Regions from separate parts of the Homo sapiens genome. Here region 2 is linked to region 1. The links are chromatin contacts, found by Hi-C in ENCODE. All regions are on one chromosome and are shown on one strand. Each heading gives the region's core, a stretch centred on a gene start or an enhancer-like site at or near the end of the contact. The rest is flanking DNA. Distances are from core to core; before and after follow the strand shown.

Region 1 (4,140 bases), core at 1,641-4,140:
TCTTCATCTCAATACAGTGTGAACTGACTTCAGACTTCTGCCTTCAGAATGGCGAGACAATAACTTAATACTGTTTTAAGCCACCAAGTCTGCAGTAAACGGATCCAGGGAGTGCCTGCTAACGGGCATGGGGTTTCTTTGGGTGGGGAAATCCTGCAAAATTGGTGTTAGTTGTACAACTCAGTGAATATATTGAAAACCACTGAATTGTATGCTTTAGATGGGTCAGTTTTATATTATGTGAATTATAGCTCACAGAATTGTTGAAAAAAGTCATTGTGACCTTGGGTTAAGCAAAGATTTATTAGATATGACATAAAAATTGATTCATAAAAATTATATATTGGACTTCACCAGAATAAATCAACATAAAGTGCTTCACTTTTCCATTCTGGAAAGAGAGAAATGACAGGAAAAAACCCCACCAGATCAGTGTTTGTCTGGGACTGAAGGGATGACTAACAAGGAGCAGAGGAAAGCTTTTCGGGATGATGGCACTCTTCTCTGTCTCCATTACGGCATTGGATACAAGTCTCTAGAACTCCCAGAACTCGTCACTGAAAAGGGTGAATAGTACTGTATGTAAATTAGGCCTTAATTTTTAAATGGGAAAAATAAATATAAAGACAAAATACACTGCTGTATTAAATCAAATGATAGATGTAAAAGTCTAATGTATACGTATTTTTAATGATTTTGACCAATGCTTCCAAATTTCTCTTAAGAAAGATTGAATCCAGTGCATACTTCCTCGATCAGCGAATGAATGTTTGATTCTTTCTACCCTCATCAGCACAGTGATCCCAAGGGTCACACTTTAGACGATGATTGGCTCAGTGCTGGGCGCACTGTATCAGTTTCATAGAATCATGGATTCCAAGCGCATAAAGTCCCCACAAGAGATAAATCCCCCACTCCTGAAGCAACTTACTGTTCTGATGGGGGAAGGGATGGAGGAACTTACTGTGTGTGCTGGGGAGGGGAGATGGCCCCTGAACTCAGGGAGCTCAGGAAGTTCTGAGGACTGGGTGAGAAACATTGAAAAAGGAAGGGTGAATAAGGAAAACAAAACACGTCTGTGAGCTGAGAGGTCTCAAGTGACAATCGTGTCTCATTCCTACGCCCCCAGTGCCTACCTAGCCCCATGCATAGCAATGAGGTTGTGGGAATGAACAAATGAATGAATGAATTAATGAGTGAGTGAATGAGTTGAGAGACTACAAAAGCTTAGGGTCAGCCGAGATAGACTTCTTTGCTTGGAGCTTGGGGCTTCAAGGTCAATTTAAGATTGTGGCCATGCAAGCTTGAGGACTTTTTGCTCTGAGTCCTGTTAAAATTAATGAAAATGGAGACCAGGCCTGAAGAGTCCCTGAGCAAAAATTAAAAAAACAGTTAGGCCTCATAAGTGACCTCAACTTTGCTTGATTTGCAAATATCAGTGAAACTTAACACGAGCTATTTCTTGTAAATGTGTATATTAAGGAAAAATAGAACTTAAGCTCAACCAATCAAAAGAAACTTATATAATTAACTAGGGTCTTTCCAACAGGATAGGCCAAATAAGGGAACTATATAACTATAACTAATTAAATATTTTCTTCAGTTTACTTGTCCTGTAGGAGTCTTCCCCTTGCATTCCCCCAGTGGAGCTCCTCAACCTCTTCTGTTTGGAGCTGCCTGATTCATGAATTGTTGTTTGCTGAAATAATCTGTTTAAAATTTTATTGTGCCTCAGTTTACCTTTTGACAGTCCCATCTAAGGAGTAGAAACATGGCACTAGTGAGTAGGGGGAGCATACATAATCACGGGAGTCCAGCTGGGTCCCCACACACTGAAGGAGCAGATGACACAGGTACCGGACATCAAAAATTGATGCTTCTGATTCTAGGCCTTGGGGTAAGTGAAGGGTGTGGTCTTGGGCCTAGTGCTGGGTCATTTCCACTGGAGCTGGTGGCTGTACAGGCGAGATAGCATTGAGCAGGAGGAAGTGGAGGGCACTTGCCTGCGTGCTGACGTAGGCTGGAGGCAGGGGAGGAAGGGGGTCTTGAGATGAGGTGGGTGAGGGGAAGTACTGCGGAGGCTGTAGGAAGCCTGCACGAGGGACTAGGAGTCTAGAGGGAGCTGATGGTGAGTAGAGTCGACAGGAGGAGAGGCAGGGAGAGGGACAGAGAGAGGAGACGTATGGATAGGGAAAAGGAGAGGCTGCTGGGGTGTGTGTGAGACTGTGTGCATGGGCGTGTGTGTGTGTGTGTGAAAGTGAATAAAAGACAAAGTGAGACTGTGAGTGTGAGTGCATGTGCATGCACACCTGTGTGTGAGAGTACAGGAACCCCTCCCTCAACCCAAAATTTATGCCCTGAGTCTTAACAATTTGCATTTTTCCCGCTTGACAAAAGTAAGATTTCAAGTGAGCCTGTAAGAGGTTATTTGCAACAGTGAACACAAGTGACTGTTCTGAGCAGCCAGGAGCCTGGGAGAGAGAGAGAGGAAGGAACAGAAAGAATCTGCAATGAATGAATGAATGAGAGTTTATAAGAACTTCCCTGTGAATGTATATATGTAAGAAACTAGGGTCTGAGATGCTCCATCTCAGCCTAAGAGCCCGCACCCCTGGGTCTCTGAGCCCAGAAGATTCCAGGAAGGTCTATACCTGACGTTCCAGAAGCCTCACCCCAGCCCCCTTGCTGGATCCTAGGGACCAGTTTCTGGGGGAGGTTGGGGAGGGCGGGGAGCCCTCTGACTGTGAGTCCTCCCGGCTTGGGGCCCCAGACTGGGTGGAGCAGCCACACCTGCCTGAAGTTCCGAGGAAAAGGGCGGAAACAGCTGCCAGCACCGCCCTCATAATAGGCTCAATGAATCCCTGCGGTTGGCTGGGGGCAGTGGGTCCCACACTGCCTCACTTCCCTAAATGGGCAGCTTCACTTTTAGAACCCCGGGTCCTTCCCTGGCAGGCCCAGGTGGCACATCCTGTGTCGGGTGGGCCCTCACCTTGGATCTCCAGGCCTGACACTGCCCAGCTGGATGGAACCATGGCCCCAGCCTTCCTGCTGCTGCTGCTGCTGTGGCCACAGGGTTGCGTCTCAGGTGAGGGGAGAAGGGGCTGACTTGTGGAGGAGGGAGTGGGTACAGAGGCAGGAGCTCAGGGCCTTTTTCTTACCCTCCTTACCAGCAGTTTTCTTGTTTAGTGTTTTGTGGGTTGGGGAAGGAGGAGATTAGGGCTGACTTAGCTCTTTACCCTAATATCAGGCCCCAGGCGAAGCTAACCCAGGCCTCCCAAGCCAAGATAAAGCTCTGGACCCTCTCTGCATTGGCTCCTTTATCTGCTAGGCTTCCTCAGGCTTTAAAGCAGAGCCCTCAATTTCCTCACACAAATAGCTTTCTCTGCTTGGCCTCTGTCAGGAAGCCCTGCTTAGTTATGACAGCAATCATTGCATCATGTGTGTTTTGAACTGAATTTGAACATTTTTCTTGAAATGCTGATGCCACATCCTGTCCCTGCCTCTGTCCTGAAGGGACCAGTGTGTGAATGCCTTTCCCACCTCACAGATACCAATGCTCCTTGAGGAACCTCACCCATTCCTGCCCCTCTCGCTGCCATGGCAACCAAGTTACCACTTCCTGTTCAGTTCTGGGCATGGTGGGGGTTGGCAAAACTCACCACTGCCTGTGAGAGGGGTGGGAGGTGTAGGCACACATGAAGACATTGCCCTGGAGACCCATCCCAAGGTCACCCAACTCTGCACCTCCCAGAGGGTAGAGAAACAGCTTCCCACTGCCAGGGCAGAAAGGGGTCTCTCTTGTGCTAAGAAATCCTGGGCTCATCCACCAAATAATGAAGTTGGATCATTCTGTTTAGTTTGCAAGGGACAGAGGGATGCTTAGAGAGGGTGCTGCTTCACACAGAGCCTCAGCTCTAGTGGCTGCTGGCTGGGACTTGGGACGGATATCCTGGATTCTGGTGGGACAGATGTCCTGGATTCTGGGCCCTTGACTGTCACAGCTCTGGGTTCCATTGGGGGAACTGGGAGGCCCCAGCATGTGGGAAAAGGAAGCATGAGTTGAGCATGCACTGTGTGCAAAGCACTGACCTGGGGCAGAATTCTCACAGCAACCTGTGAGGGGTGTGGTGCTATTCTCAC
Region 2 (4,182 bases), core at 805-3,304, 500 kb before region 1:
CCATCAGCACACCAGGCAGGCGGCAGGGAGCCTATGAGAGGTCCCACACAGCCTCTGCATGTTATTTGTGAGGGTCTTGAGTCCCGGAGAGGGGGACAGGACTTGCCCAAGGTCACGCAGCTGGGTGGTGCATACCGATGCAGGTCTTCCAGTCCCACTCTGGCCTTAGGTAGGCTTTTGTGCTGGGCCTGTGGAGGCTGAGAGAGTCCTTGCAAAACAGACTCATCTCAGAGAGTCAGAGCTTGTGGGCCCCAAGTCCACAATGGCATGAACTGACCAATCAGATAGAGTCTTAGGCCTCACCTTCCCTGGGGAGGGACCTCATTGACCACATAGGCTGACGTAGCATCCATGAAAACTTTAGCTGATCTTTCCTGCAGGGGACATGAGCAGGTTCGCTGGGGTGGGCCAGAGGGTACTTGGGGCAAGTGGAGTTTCAGTCTCTAAACCCCTCTATCGCCCTCAGGCCCCTTTCCTGTCCTAGGAGCCATCTATGGCTGAGTCCCACTCCTCCCCCAACCCTTACCACCCTCACCTCACTATGGTCTGGTGCCAGATCTCTGATCCCTGGAATCACATTTCTGTCTGACCAACTCATATAGCCTCCCCTTCCGCCCCCTCCGACCCAGGCTCTCAGGCGGGCTAACCGTCTCAGCGAGATTCAGATTTGTCACCCTCTGAGCCTCCTGGGCATGGATGTCTTGGCTATTTAGCAAAAAGCATCTGTGGGTGGGGTCTGGGAGGGCTGAGGAGCATGCAGGCCTCTCTGGGGAACCTCTGTAGGATTCGCTGAGGGTGACATGGGATGAGGGGGGCGCAGGACTGGGAGTGCAGGGGACAACAAGCCATCTACATGGGGAGACCTTTCCTATGGGCCCCAGGTTACCTCTCCTGGGCTGGAGCTGCTGGTGGTCACATACCTGAGAGACCTGGGCTTGAACCCCCACTTCACTGTGCTCTTGCAGTGTGACTTCTGACAAGCTGCTTAATCTTTCTTTTTTTTTTTTTTTTGAGACGGAGCCTTGCTCTGTCGCCCAGGCTGGAGTGCAGTGGTGCGATCTCAGCTCATTACAACCTCTGCCTCCTGAGTTCAAGCCATTCTCCTGCCTCAGCCTCCCAAGTAGCTGGGACTACAGGCATGTGCCACCGCGCCTGGCTAATTTTTGTATTTTTAGTAGAGACAGGGTTTCACCATGTTGGCCAGGCTGGTCTCGAACTCCTGACCTCAAGTGATCCACCTGCCTCAGCCTCCCAAAGTGCTGGGATTACAGGCATGAGCCACTGCGCCTGGCCTACTTAACCTTTCTGAGTCTCGGTTTCCTATCCTGCTGTGTTGCTGTTTATCCCATCAAGTGTTTGTGTGGATGAATGTGATTGAACAGAGGCCCCTTGCGCAGTGCAATGTGGGAGGGACTCGGAGCGTTTGCCAAGTGGGTGATAACTGAGTGTGTGGGGGTCACTGGACCAGCAGCCCTTGAGGGCCGTGCATCTCTTTCTGGAAAGTCTGATGGGTGGGATGGTGTGGAGGTTCTGAAGAAGAAAAGTGATTTCTCTGAAACTTCCTTGTAGCTGAGGAGACTGGTAGGTGGCAAGGAAACAACTAGAGAACAAAGCATGGCAGACACAGGCAGGAGGCTGGAGTAGATGGAGTGCCCAGGAGGCGGGTGCAGGGGCACAAGGGGTGGGGGTTCAGTCCCACCACTCCCCAACCCAGGAGAAAGGTGGCTGCCTGCTAAGGGGATCCTTAGACTGCAAGCGGCAGCTGAGGGATGCGGCTACACGTGTGTGCACATGGACATGTGTGCATGTGTGCGTGCATGTGTGTGAGAGAGAAGAGAGAAAGAGAAGCAGACACGGAGAGACAGAGCGTCCACATGGGTGGCTGGGCCGGTCCGTGCATATCACAGGGGTGGAATCCTTTTCTAGTTTCTCCTTTCATGTTCCTATTAGCTACATGTCCCTCGTCCCTGTCCTGCCATGCCCAGTGGCAGTCGTCTTTGCCAGGGCCCAGCTGGTCCCAGTGGGACAGGACAGGGCGACTCCCTGGTCTGCAATGGCCTTTGAAGCTGCTCCCCCTGTTGTCCCGGGCCAACAGTCTGACCAGCCAGGAGGCGCCAGTTCCCACCCTTTCCTGTGGGATGTGAGCTGAAACTTGGGGCTGATGGGCCTGAGCTGTGGGAACAGGAGGCCATTAAGTGGGCCAGGAGCTTGTGTGACCGCCCTTCCTCTCTCCTCTCCTTCCTTTCCCTCCTCCCCACCTCCTGCTGGTGCTCAGAGATTTAAAAACAAGCCCCTGACTGCCCCCTGCCCCCAGCCCTGCAGTCTCCCGCAGCGCATTCCTGCAGGGGGTCTGGGAGAGGCGGTGCAGAACGCATCCTGGGGTCTTGCTCTGCTGCCACTGAAGCGCATTGTGCAGATCTCCCTTTTGGAGCCTCTGCTTCCTCATGTAATTCATTCTTTGTTTCTTGATCTTTTTTTTTTTTTTTTTTTGAGACGGAGTCTCGCTCTGTCGCCCAGGCTGGAGTGCAGTGGCGAGATCTCGGCTCACTGCAAGCTCCGCCTCCCGGGTTCACGCCATTCTCCTGCCTCAGCCTCTTGAGTAGCTGGGACTACAGGCGCCCGCCACCATGCCCGGCTAATTTTTTGTATTTTTAGTAGAGACGGGGTTTCACCGTGTTAGCCAGGATGGTCTCCATCTCTTGACCTTGTGATCCGCCCGCCTCAGCCTCCCAAAGTGCTGGGATTACAGGCGTGAGCCACCGCGCCCAGCCTCTTTTGTTTCTTGATCTTTATTCATCACAAATAGGGGTTGGTCAGTCCTCAGTAAGTGTCCCCACTTGGCAGAGCGGTTCCATTTCATGAAATATACTGAAGACCACATCCTGCATGACAGCCTTTGTGTGCTGTTGGAGACCATAGCACTCAGCCATGGTGATGCAGGACAGGGTCCCGGAGGGAACCTGCCAGGGTGATGGTGACATTCTCCATCTTGATCTAAACAGTGATTATACAAGGCCACACACCTGTAAAAATTCATTGAGCTGTACACTACAAATCTATGCATTTTGCTAGGATAAGTTACACTTCACTAAAAGGGAAAAAGACCAAAACATGGCATTAAAACTGTTAAAAGCATGTGCGTGTCCCATTGACCTCATTTCTGCTTCTGATATCAAGGACCTTTCAATCAAACAGTGCACACTTACCAGGTGTCCTGGGTTTGCTATGTTTCTGTATCGGAAGTTGCCAGCTAATATAATAAAAGGCTATATTATGAAGTATCTCCAGTGTGCCAGGAACTGTGGTAAACACTCCGACTACTTATCCCTTAGAACCCAAAGGAGTGGACATTGTTATTGCTCACCTGCCTCTCTCATCTCCTGCAGTGAATGACATGATATACAAGCTCTGGAAAAGAAAATCTTAAAAGACCCAAGGCTTTTGGAGAGGAAACAGAGGGCTCCTGGTAATAGGAAAAGCTGGCCTGAGGCCTTCCTGCCCCTATCTAGTAAGGAGAGACTGAAGCTGGGGTTACCACTAGGCTGCTCTGCCCCAGTCTGGGCTTTCAGATGGTGTGTATGTGTGTATGTGTGAATGAATGGGTGAATGGATGGGACACTTTCCCCAAAGGAACTTATGCAGGGATGCCCCCAGTGGGCCTGGACGGAGCAACACTGAACAGTGACCAGAATGGTGACACCTCCCCTCTGCCCACAAATTCACACCTGCAAGACAACTTACACACCCAGCCTCCTCACTTAGAGCACAACTGCTATGAGGTAGACGTGGCCCCAGCTGGCAAGCCCTGCTTGACTGATGGGGAGACTGAGGCCATACCCAGACAATTGAGTCCAGCCCAAGGCTAAGACTTGAACCCAAGCACTTGGCCTTTCCCACAGCATCATATGGGCAGGACTGCTGGCTCCTGGGAGTCGTAGGATACCTTTCCACCCCTCACTCTGTTTGGGTCTGGGCCATCTGATGCCCCCTCCCCAGGCCCTACAGTGACTCATGACCACCTCCGTAATGTGGAATGGCTTTGTCCATGAGGATTATGTGATGTCCTTGTTCTGTTTCCTAGTTCATCAGGACTTCCTCTGCTGCCTCCTCTGCCAGAGGGGGCTGAGAAAAATCCCAAGTTTGGTATTTTTTTCTCTCTTCCCTTCCCTAGGCTGAAAGGTT

The links. Hi-C counts contacts between places; a loop is a spot of excess contacts on that map. Pooled maps may share reads with other maps.
Region 2: a loop to region 1 is called in a map with no recorded cell type, with 2.2 times the contacts of the local background. The contact joins the enhancer-like site here to the promoter of TREML2 in region 1. A Hi-C loop is called at or near these places in 2 of 37 single-sample maps with no recorded cell type and 5 of 50 pooled maps.

Annotation. Positions count from the first base shown.
Region 1 is chr6:41,199,899-41,204,038 of GRCh38, reverse strand. TREML2 (triggering receptor expressed on myeloid cells like 2) reads left to right here and starts at 2,890. Exons shown (of 5, transcript NM_024807.4): 1 at 2,890-3,085. The coding sequence starts at 3,031. RefSeq lists an enhancer at 2,602-2,671.
Region 2 is chr6:41,698,774-41,702,955 of GRCh38, reverse strand. All of the region lies in intron 1 of TFEB (transcription factor EB), which reads left to right. Among named protein-coding and RNA genes, the nearest start is that of MIR10398, 33 kb to the left of the region's middle. Within about 2 kb of position 2,054, at least 5 of the 41 ENCODE cell types and tissues checked have a DNase peak (open chromatin) inside an H3K27ac peak, as active enhancers do.